2 separate regions of the Homo sapiens genome follow, and region 2 is linked to region 1. A link is an interaction called in ENCODE POLR2A ChIA-PET data of the cell type or tissue named here. Cell type or tissue: Panc1. All regions are shown on one strand. Each heading gives the region's core, and the rest is flanking DNA. Links, peaks and the distances in the headings are about the cores only.

The links. ChIA-PET counts read pairs that join two places held together with the same protein. Peaks named below come from ENCODE experiments on the same cell type or tissue, not always from the same donor. Only the 100,000 strongest peaks of a DNase experiment are listed, where the experiment ranks them.
Region 2: POLR2A ChIA-PET joins it to region 1 with 6 read pairs; 3 of 35 experiments call an interaction of 5 or more read pairs at or near these places.

What each region holds. Positions count from the first base shown.
Region 1 is chr1:23,756,233-23,761,606 of GRCh38, reverse strand. ELOA (elongin A) reads right to left here. Exons shown (of 11, transcript NM_003198.3): 9 at 5,222-5,333; 10 at 4,482-4,654; 11 at 1-2,095. The coding sequence ends at 2,034. ELOA-AS1 (ELOA antisense RNA 1) reads left to right here. Exons shown (of 4, transcript NR_038280.1): 4 at 456-1,225. Among named protein-coding and RNA genes, the nearest start is that of ELOA, 15 kb to the right of the region's middle. In Panc1, for the core only: no CTCF peak of the experiment used is centred there; no DNase peak of the experiment used is centred there.
Region 2 is chr1:23,596,107-23,601,480 of GRCh38, reverse strand. No RefSeq gene overlaps it. Among named protein-coding and RNA genes, the nearest start is that of MDS2, 29 kb to the left of the region's middle. RefSeq lists enhancers at 278-337, 703-1,500, 1,501-2,298, 2,299-3,096, 3,895-4,692. In Panc1, for the core only: no CTCF peak of the experiment used is centred there; no DNase peak of the experiment used is centred there; H3K27ac peaks cover 1,396 bases.

The sequences.
Region 1 (5,374 bases), core at 65-5,064:
TACTCTTGGGGGAGGGGAAAACATCTGGCTCTATGCAAACAGGGCTCATCAAAAATCTTTATGTGCCAAAATGGATACTGACATTGCTATGAACAAATCTGTTTTTTCTTCCCTCCCTGCCTAAAGACTCCTAATAAGGGACATTAAATCATACACAACTGAATCTAAGATATGAAAAACTAGTTTCAATGACAAAGACTTGAACACACAGTTAAGAGATAAATTCAAGGTGGTAGACACCTAGAAAAAGCTATTCTAGGCAGCAGACATCTGGCACCTGACCCAAATGTTCATTTGGTTTCAGTTAAGAGGCTTCCTAATATTAGATTTGTGGGGCAGGCTAGGGATAGGGGTGGAATGGTGGTACAAGTAACCAAGAGAAGTAAAGTAATGCTTTACCCATTCAAAAATATAGCAAATTAAAACATAGTAACATTTGTGTCCTGTCACAATAGGCACCCTGCACAGCAATACACACTGAACAATGTCGAGTTTCTGCTGAATAGACTTCCTACGTTGCTCTGGAATTCGAAGTTGGCCTAACTGAGGTCTCCAGTTACAGAAAACACTGGCTCTGTATCCTGGGCTTTGAGAAAACTTATCAGGCTGTCACACTTACCATCCCTTCAGTCTGCTTGTCAGGTTCCTTAAGGACGCATATCTCAAATGTATGGCATCTACCTCTACCTGGGTCACAACCAAGTGGGTTTCTACTAGATCGGTGTTCCTTGACAGCCAACAAGGGAGCTGACACTGCCCTCCTAAGTTCTGATCTTGCTCCTGTTCAACTGGAACTTGATGGATCCCATGTGGTTTCCCCCATCCTGACGCTGTGGCTCAGACACTCTCCCTAAGCTGGTCCTTCCCTCCAAATCCTGCCTTAAACACACTCAGAAGGTAGAAAACACTTCAGCAGCAAAGTCCTCTTCCCAAGCCAACAGTTGTGTTCTTCCAATCACATGATCTTACCTTTTCAATAAAAGGCAAAACAAACCAATTTCCAACATAGCATTACAGCCTTTAAAACCATTCACTTCTCATAGTGATTCACAGAGAACAAGAGATTAAAGTGCTGGATTTTAAATGTCTAAAGTTGCCTTCAGGGCTACAAAAAGCCCTGCCGTGTGTGTTTTTCCTTCATGGTGTTGAGGGGAAGGAAAGATAGGGAAGGGCAGTGGGGAGAAACCCTAAAATTTTCAATCAGAAACTGGAAATTGTAAAAGTGGGAGGTGGGGAGTTCTGTGCAAATCAATCTCCCAAGGTTCTGCGTCCTCTAGTGAGCCTCAAAGAAAAAAAAAAAAACAAAAAGGTGGGGACTCGCAAAAAGGATGAGGGAAAGGCTCCAGACCTACAGAGCACCTCCCTTAATAAATACCAGTTAGTAAGAAAGAGATGCACCTGCACAGGAATGCACAGCAACAGTGGGGAGGGCCTGAGGTGGAGTCCGCCGAGCACCCTGTCGCCCCACTGAGGCTCCCTTGGGGACAGGCGGTCTAGTGCTCATTCCTTGCCCTACGTGCAGCAGGTACTGTGCAGGCTCTGGAGATGCCCAGTCCTCTGTCTGGACCAGAGTCCACACAGAGCTGAGCTGGGGCAGGAGACTGGCTTTCACTAGGCTTTCATCTGATTTTAATAAGGACCTGGAAGATAAAAGGCTAAATGTGTGGTAGAGGACAAAAAACAAAAACAAACCTGGGGGATAATATAAATACAATCTGGGGGCAATATTTATTAATTAAAACTACGTCTTATAGTTTACAAAGATGCTAATGAACAACAAAAGTATAATTGACCTTTAAAATCCTCAGTGAGACAGAGGCTTCACATCTTCAGAATTCTAAAGTGTGCTCCAGGCAGGGAGGCGGGGCTGTGGCACGCAGGTTCCCAGGGGCAGCACCTGCAGACTGCAGGACTCGGAGACCAAAAGGATCCACAAAGCAAGACTCCAGTCTCCTGTAGAATTCCATTCCCCAACCCCCACTGTCCTTGTATTCCTGCCTCCCCAGATTCCATTTCCAAGGCAAGTCCTCAGTTTATCGTCGGGAGAATCTGTTCTTGAAAGCTTTAATTGTCTTGGCCATCATTGGGGCAATTTCTGTGAAAAGAGAAACAAGGCAGCTGTCTCAGATCTGTGGCGGCTTAGACACACCCCCAGTAGTTTACAGTCAAAGCCAGCTCTGCTATTCTTGGCTGTGCACCACCAGGCAGAGATACAAGTAGTAACTATCTCCTCTGTTCACAATGCAATAAAAGCAACAGCACAGAGCAGACACTTTCGGAGGACCTGCCAGGGGCATGACCACCACTCTCTCTAACCACCTGCACCAAGGCTCAGAGAGCCTGGCCAACTTGCCCATGGTTGTACAGTAAGGTACAGAATTACAATTCAATCTCTGTCAGACTTTCTTGTTTTTATTTTTGTAAGGAAAGAGTCTCACTCTGTCACCCTGGCTAGGGTGCATTGGCACAATCACAGCACACTGTAGCCTCTACCTCCTAGACTCCAGAGTAGCTGAGACTACAGGAGTGTGCCACCATGCCTGGCTAATTTTTTTTTATTTTCTGTAGAGTCAGGGTCTCACTATGTTGCTCAGGCTGGTCTCGATCTCCTGGGCTCAAGCACCCTCCTACCCCAGCCTCCCAAAGTGCTGGGATTACAGGTGTGTGTGAACCACTGTGCCCCGGCCCTTGCCAGACTCTAAAGGCCATACTCAGTCATAACTTAACTTTGCCTCACAAATAGCCAAACCAGTAAACAGCACGTCTACCCCCAATCTGTCCAGTGTAGAAACAGGTCTAAGGTGGCTATGCAAGTACTGCCTAAGGAAGGCCAGCCTGCCTCCTGAATGGTTCATCTGAGCATAGCTGTAGCTCAAGCCAGGACTCCCACCCTCCCATGGGCCCTGCAATTAATACAGAATAAGACTTAAGTTAGGACATCCCCTTAGGATACTGGGGATAGTCTATGGTAATAAAGTTAACAAAATACAAAATAGACGCAACTAGATATAAAGAATAAATATTTGGAAGACCCGGCCAGGCATGGTGGTTCACGCTGGTAATCCCAGGACTTTGGGAGGCTGAGGCGGGCGAATCACAAGGTCAGGGGTTCGAGACCAGCCTGGCCAACATGGTGAAACCCCGTGTCTACTAAAAATACAAAAAATTAGCTGGGCTTAGTGGCGGGCACCTGTAATCCCAGCTACTTGGGAGGCTGAGGCAGGAGAATCGCTTGAACCTGGGAGGTGGAGGTTGCAGTGAGCCGAGATCACGCCACTGTACTCCAGCCCAGGCGACAGAGTGAGACTCTGTCTCCAAAAAAAAAAAAAAAAAAAAAAAAAAAAAAATAAATAAATAAATTGGAAGACCCAATTAGATATAAAGAATAAATATTTGGAAGCTAGAGTTATAAGACTATAAAAAAACAGTAAGAGGGCCTGTCATTTAGCTGTTAATATTAGTAATTATGAACACTGTGGTATTGCCTAGAGAAGTCAGTTTATATTTAGGTGAAAAAAGAAGAGTGCCAAAATGGTCATTCACAATGATATTTATTTATTTATTTAGAGACAGTGTCTCACTCTGTCATCCAGGCTGGAGGGCAGTGGCACAATCCCAGCTCACTGCAACCTCTGCCTGCCAGGTTCAAGCAATTCTCCTGTCTCAGCCACCCGAGTACCTGAGATTATAGGCACATGCCACCATGGTGGGCTAATTTTTCTATTTTTAATAGAGACAGGGACCATGCCTGGCCAGATACTATTTTCTACTTTCACTTTTTTTTTTTTTTTTTTTCCAGAGACAGGGTCGGCCGGGCACAGTGGCTCACGCCTGTAATCCCAGCACTTGGGAGGCCAAGGCGGGCAGATCGCGAGGTCAGGAGATCGAGACCATCCTGGCTAACATGGTGAAACCCCGTCTCTACTAAAAAATAGAAAAAATTAGGTGGGCATGGTGGTGGGCACCTGTAGTTCTAGCTACTTGGGAGGCTGAGGCAGGAGAATGGCATGAACCTGGAAGGCAGAGCTTGCAGTGAGCTGAGATTGTGCCACTGCACTCCAGCCTGGGTGACAGAGCGAGACTCCATCTCAAAAAATCCTCCCACCTCAGTCTCCTGAGTAGGTGGGACTACAGGTGTGTACCACTATGCCCTATTTTTTAATTTTTTGTAGAGGGTCTCATTATGTTGTCCAGGCTGGTCTTGAACTCCTGGATTCAAGGGATCCTCCTGCCTCAGCCTGCCAAAGTGCTGGGATTACAGGCATGAGCCACTGCACCCAGACTCACTATAACTATTTAAGAGATATAATGCACTATGGACAAAGCAGGGGGAAGGAGGGACTGACATTCAGACCAGCTATGTGCAAGGCATCATGTACATGCAACATGCAGTCCACAAAATGTAATACAGTGAATAATGACATTGAGAGTTAAAAACTAGTGCTGAAATAATATTTGAGCAGGAACTCCAAGTTACTTACTCTTCACAGTGGGTTTCCTAGGATCATAGGAAACAGTGCTGCTGACCACTGGTGCCAAGTGGGCACTGCTGGTGCTTGGGCCATCATAGGCCGGCTCCTCAGGGCTGGGGTTAAAGCTGATGCTACTGGCGGAAGCATGGCTGCTTCCCATGGGGTACGGGGCTGGCTTGATCCTGCAACACAGGACAACACTGGTTAGGCATGAGCACAAGAAATCTGCCCTGAGCATGAACAGCCTGAAGCTGGCCTGTGTGAGGATGACTCACCCTGTTTGTGGCTTTGACCAATGGACCCTATCACCCTGGATTCTGGTGGTGGCTCAGAGATGTCTCCATTATCCTTTCAGAAAAAATGATAATCTCAACTAACTTTTCACTGTTTTGGTATAAATCTGTATTTTGAAAAGGCTAATGTGGCTTAGACAAAATAACAATCATTGCAGAAATGTGTTTTTTGTTTAGATGGGAAAAGGGAAAGCATAAGGGAATGTTTCCCATAAGCCAGGCTTTGCTCTCCATTTAATCTTGACTACCCTAGGGCAGGGGTAATTATCACCTTGCACTGCAGTCCAAGAAGCGGAGGCTGAGGGAGGTGAGGGAAGTGCTGAGCTGATGAGGTCTGCCTCCAGAGCCCACAGTCTGCACTGCCTCACTTTCACCAAAAGCAATTTGCTTCCTGCCGCTATGGCTACCTCTAAGGGTTGATAGCACACAAAAGCCAGGTAAGAACACAGATCTTACTTGATTTTCTCAGGGACAGCTGCTCCTCCCGTTCCAAACTTTTCCTGCCTCCTCCGGACGTCACGAGGTGGCTTGGCCACAGAGTTGACAAAGGCCATCTTTGCTTGTCGGCCTGTGGAATTATGGAGATGAACATCTGCCTTCTTGAGCAGA
Region 2 (5,374 bases), core at 85-5,084, 160 kb after region 1:
GCGGAAGAGCATCTCCAGGAGAGTGAGTTTGGTGGCTCAAGAAACTAAAAAGCCAGCGCACATGGGGAAAAGGGTGTAGACGTGCAGGAGGAGGCTGGAAGAGGGCAAGGCCAGATGTGTGCTGGCTTTAAGGATGTGCATAGGCTTCTGGTTTGATTCCAGAGCGGTGGGAAGCTACTGAAGCAAGGTTTTCAGCAGTGAAACTGGGGGATGTGGTTTGCCTTTGAAGAAGCCTGTTCTTTTTTTTTTTTTTTTTTTGAGATGGAGTCTTGCTCTGTCGCCTGGGCTGGAGTGCAGTAGCTCCAACTCTGTTCACTGCAAACCTCCGCCTCCAGGGCTTAGGCAATTCGCCTGCCTCAGCCTCCGGAGTAACTAGGATTACAGGCGCCCGCCACCACGCCCAGCTAATTTTTGTATTTTTAGTAGAGACAGGGTTTCACCATGTTGGCCAGGCTGGTCTCGAACTACTGACCTCAGGTGATCTGCCCGCCTCGGCCTCCCAAAGTGCTGGGATTACAGGCGTGAGCCACTGTGCCTGGCTTGAAGAAGCCTGTTCTTGACTGCTGTGTGGGATAAGGATTAGAGGCAAAGGCCGCAAGAAGGCAAGTTAGGCAACCGACGTGGCATCCAGGCAGGAGTGATGGCAGCCTGGACTAAGATGGGAAAACAGAGAGAACAGAAGATGGATTACAAACATGTCCTTGAAACAAAAGTCACAGGAGCTGCAGATGGATGGGATGAGTGGTGGGTTAGTGTGGAGGGTACTGGAGGGGACACACAGGTTTCTGGCCTGAGCGCCTGCAGGGTGTTGGTGCCATTTCCTAATCAGGGGAACCTGCAAGCAGGAGGGTTGGGTGTGGGAATCTGGTTTGGGGCATGTTCATTTGAGAAGTCTGCAAACCACCGAGAATCTGCCTGGGGGCAGCTCCAGAGGCCGTAGCAGTCTCTGGTCATTTGATGAAACAGGTTATTTCCTCATTTCCTCCCCGTATGAATGGTGAGCTCCAGGGCCAGGGACCAACTCTGCTTTGTTTTATAGCCCCAGCAGAGAGGAACGTGCCTTGCACTATGTAGATGCTCACGGAAGAGTTGGTGGATGAATGAAGCCGGAAGCTAGACCACCAGCTGAATGAATCAGCTCACAGACATGGTGATGTTTCTTCTGTTGTTGTTTGTTTGTTTGTTTTTGAGACAGAGTCTTGCTCCATCACCCAGGCTGGAGTGCCGTGGCACCATCTCGGCTCACTGCAACCTCCGCCTCCTGGGCTCAAGTGATCCTCTCACCTTAGCCTTCCAAGGAGCTGGGACTACAGGCACTCTCCTGACCTCAAGTGATTTGCCCACCTTGGCCTCCCAAAGTGCTGGGATTACAGGTGTAGGCCACCGTGCCTGGCATTTTTTTTTTTTTTTTTGAGAGGAGTCTCGCTCTGTCACCCCAGGCTGGAGTGTAATGGCGTGATCTCGGCTCACTGCAACCACCGCCTCCCGGGTTCAAGCGATTCTCCTGCCTCAACCTCCCGAGTAGCTGGGACCACAGGCAGGTGCCACCACGCCCGGCTAATTTTTGTATTTTTAGTAGAGATGGGATTTCACCATGTTGGCCAGGCTGGTCTCGAACTCCTGACCTCAGGTGGTCGACGTGCCTCGGCCTCCCAAAGTGCTGGGATTAGAGGCGTGAGCCACCGCGTCCTTCCTGTTGCTGATTCATTCACACCTATCATTTAAGACTCAGCTCCTCATAAAGTCTTCCTCATCTATAGTACTGGCTGGCCATGCCCTCCCCACTCCATGTTGACTTCATCAGCACCTATAATAACTTTATTTATTGAGCACTTTCTGTATGACAGGCATAAACTAAATGCTTTACAAGTATTAAATAATTTCGTCCTCACAACAATCTTATGCAGTGGGCAATTATTGCCTCCACTGTACAGACTTTGGAAACTGAGGTGCAGAAAGGTTAAATAATTTGCCTAAGACCACACAACCAGCAAGTGGCAGAGCTGGGAAATGAACCCAGGCAGCCTGGCTCCAGAGCCACATTTTTGGCCACTGTGTCCAAATGCTGCAGTCAATTGCATGCTGCATGTCTGTTCGTTTGTCTGTCTCATTTAAGAGCAAGAACTTGTGTCTCCTTATCCTCAATACCCCAAACAGCAGCTGGCACACAGTAGGTGCTAAATCAAGTCTGCCTTAACAGAAGCCAGCTTATAACCTTCTTCTTTGGATAGAAGGAGAAAGAGCTCCAGGGGAGAAAATGCTCTTCATTTTATGGTATTTTGCAACCATCTATCCTACATGATCATATTCATTTTCACAATAACCTCTGCTAGGCATGGGTTATCAGACCCCCCTGTCCAGTGAGGAAACTGAGGCCCAGAGAGGCTAAGAAACTTTCCTAAGTCACTCAGCTGATAGTTGGTGGAAAGGGTACGGAAACCCAGGTCTCCTGACTCCAAGCCCAGTGCATCCCTTAGCCAGGGAAGATGTAGCTGAACCCAAACCCAGTCCAAGGGGACTGGAGGCCCTGCCAGGTCAGGGGTCATAAATCACCCCCTCCCCCAGCGTGGTCAGGGAGGCTTTGGGGACAGAGGCCTGCTTCCCGTCCTCTCAGCCCTCAGGGTCTAACACCTCTTCAGAGCAGGAAACTCTTCCTTGTCACAGAGCTCTGGTCCTCCTTCCCCCCCTCCCCCTAACACTCCACACCACTCCCCTCCCTATCCCCCTCGAGGGTCCTGGTAAAAGCATCCGCTTGTCAGTGTAAATCTGCAGGGTTCAGACCAGCAGCTGGAGATGGATGGGCAGGAAGCAGTAACAATGGATGAAAGACCCTCTGTGCCCAGGTGGGTGGGGGAGGGAAAGGCAGGAAACAGAGAAACCGCCTGCCTATGGAGGCCTGGAGCCGCCAGCCGGCTGGAGGGAGGCCTGGGATGCCAGAACCCGCAGGGTTTATTTGGATTCCCCAAGGATCCAAGCTGGGGAGCCCTTTGCAAACATCAGACCAGCTCATCTCCATGGGGTGCCAGGCCCAGGACCTGTGCGACAAGAATGTCGCTTTCATTCATCATTGTTTGTCCCCAGGGCCTAAACCAGGGCTGGCTACACAGTAGGGGCTTGTTTTGCTGAATGAAAAAATTAATCTGGCACTACTAATAACTAAATAATTATAGTTTCATATTGATTTGCTTGTTTAGAAAAATAAAAAGGATTCCCAACCATCCCTTTTCCCCCTCACAGCTTTTTGCATATGCTGTTCCTTCCGCCTGCCGTGCTCTTTCCTCTGCTTTTTGCAAGGTCAGCTCCTTCTCATCCTCTAGTTGCAGCTCAAATAAAACTCTTCAGTGAAGCTCTGGGAACCTGCTAAGGTAACCCACTTTCCCTTTCCCCCTCTAACCCAGCACTGGGTGATTTCCTTCATGACACTTATTATCAGAGATCCTCTCATTTAATATGTATCTTTATTTTTGAACTTCCTGTCTCTCCCACCAGAATGTAAGCTCCAAAAGGGCTTCTTGCTCATTGTTGCATCCCCAGGGCCAAGGACTTAGAAAATGCTCCATAAATAGTCGTTAACTAGATAAAGAGACGAACACTTGAATCCCTGTAATAATGTCATTCACACCCTAGGCTCTGCCATCTGCTTCCTTGAGGAGAACAAAAGGAAGTCTTGCTCTTGCACTGAGGATTGTAAGCCCCAACCCACAGTGAGCTGCTATTTCCTGGGTCAACAATTGTGATGGTTGCAAATCATTTTAGGGCTTTGCTTTCCACACAACAATTTTTGAGTTTCATCAAAATCTGGGTGTGTACATGGTGGGGAGGCCAAGCATGGCAATGTTCCCTGTCTGTCCAGCATGCCACTATGGACACGGGTGGATGGGGCTAGTTCTGTTACCAGAAAGGGGTCCCAATCCAGATGCCAAGAGAGGGTTCCTGGATCTTGCACAAGAAAGAATTTGAGGTGAATCCATACAGTAAAGTGAAAGCAAGTTTATTAAGAAAGTAAAGGAATTAAAGAGTGGCTACTCCATACGTAGAGCATCCCTGAGGGCTGCTGGTTGCCCATTTTTATGGTTATTTCTTGATTATATGCTAAACAAGGGATGGATTATTCATGAGTTTTCTGGGAAAGGGGTGGGCAATTCCTGGAACTGAGGATTCCTCCCTTTTTTAGACCATATAGGGTAACTTCCTGACATTGCCATGGCATTTGTGTTTAAATTGTCATGGTGCTGGTGGGAGTGTAGCACTGAGGATGACCAGAGGTCACTCTCATCGCCATCTTGGTTTTGGTGGGTTTTGGCCGGCTTCTTTACTACAACTTGTTTTATCAGCGAGGTCTTTATGACCTGTATCTTCTGCCAACGTCGTATCTCATCCTGTGACTAAGAATGCCTTAACCTCCTGGGAAGGCAGCTCCGTAGATCTCAGCCTTATTTTACCCAGCCCCTATTCAAGATGGAGTTCCTGGTTCAAATGCCTCTGACAGTTCCATCAAACCTATTCATTTCCAAGGTAAACCAGGGCCCAGAAGTGCCAAGGTCACACACACACACATCAATCCAGAGCTTTACCAGCAGAGAGCTCAGTAGAGCTGCAGATTCACTGAGTCCTGATTCACTCTCTCATTCATTCATCATTCGTTTGTTCATTCATTTAACAAATACTTACTGGGCACCTATTATGGGCCCACCACTGTGCTAGCAATAGCCAAAGGCTCAGAGACTCGAAGGAACTAAGTAAAAGGCCCAGCCTACCTGACATAACTACTTCAGTGACTGGGCTTTGCCAAGTGTGAGAGCTGTCATGGGGTGGGGGAAGAAGCATTCCAGTGTCTTAGAAGGCAGAGAGATTCAGTCTGGGAAAGGCTAAGCTTGGGGGCTGGACAGACAGAATCCAAAATGGAGGAAAGTGTTGGCCATGACTAAGAAGCCAGCTTAGCCCTGCTTCTACGCCTGCTGTCGCCAGCCTGGGTTGCACTGGTACCCAGAAACTACCTTTAAGTAAAGTTGTTTGTGCTGTCCCAACAGTGTGGGACCCAGTCAACAGAGAAGGTCAAAGGCTACTCATTCACCCAGGAAACTCATATTAAGCACCTATTATACACTAGACCCTGTGCTTGGCACTGAACTTCCCATGGTGAAGGCGACACAGTCTGAGGCTTTGTCAGTTTGTGCCACATGTGTTATTCCAATTTTTTTTTTTTTTTTTTTTTTGGGATAGGGTCTCCCTGTCACCCAGGCTGGAGTGCAGTGGTGTGATCATAGCTCACTGCAGCCTCAAACTCCTGGGCTCAAGCAATCCTCCCTCCTCAGCCTCCTGAGTATCTGGGACTACAGGCATGTGCCACCATGCCCACCTAACTTTTTTTTTT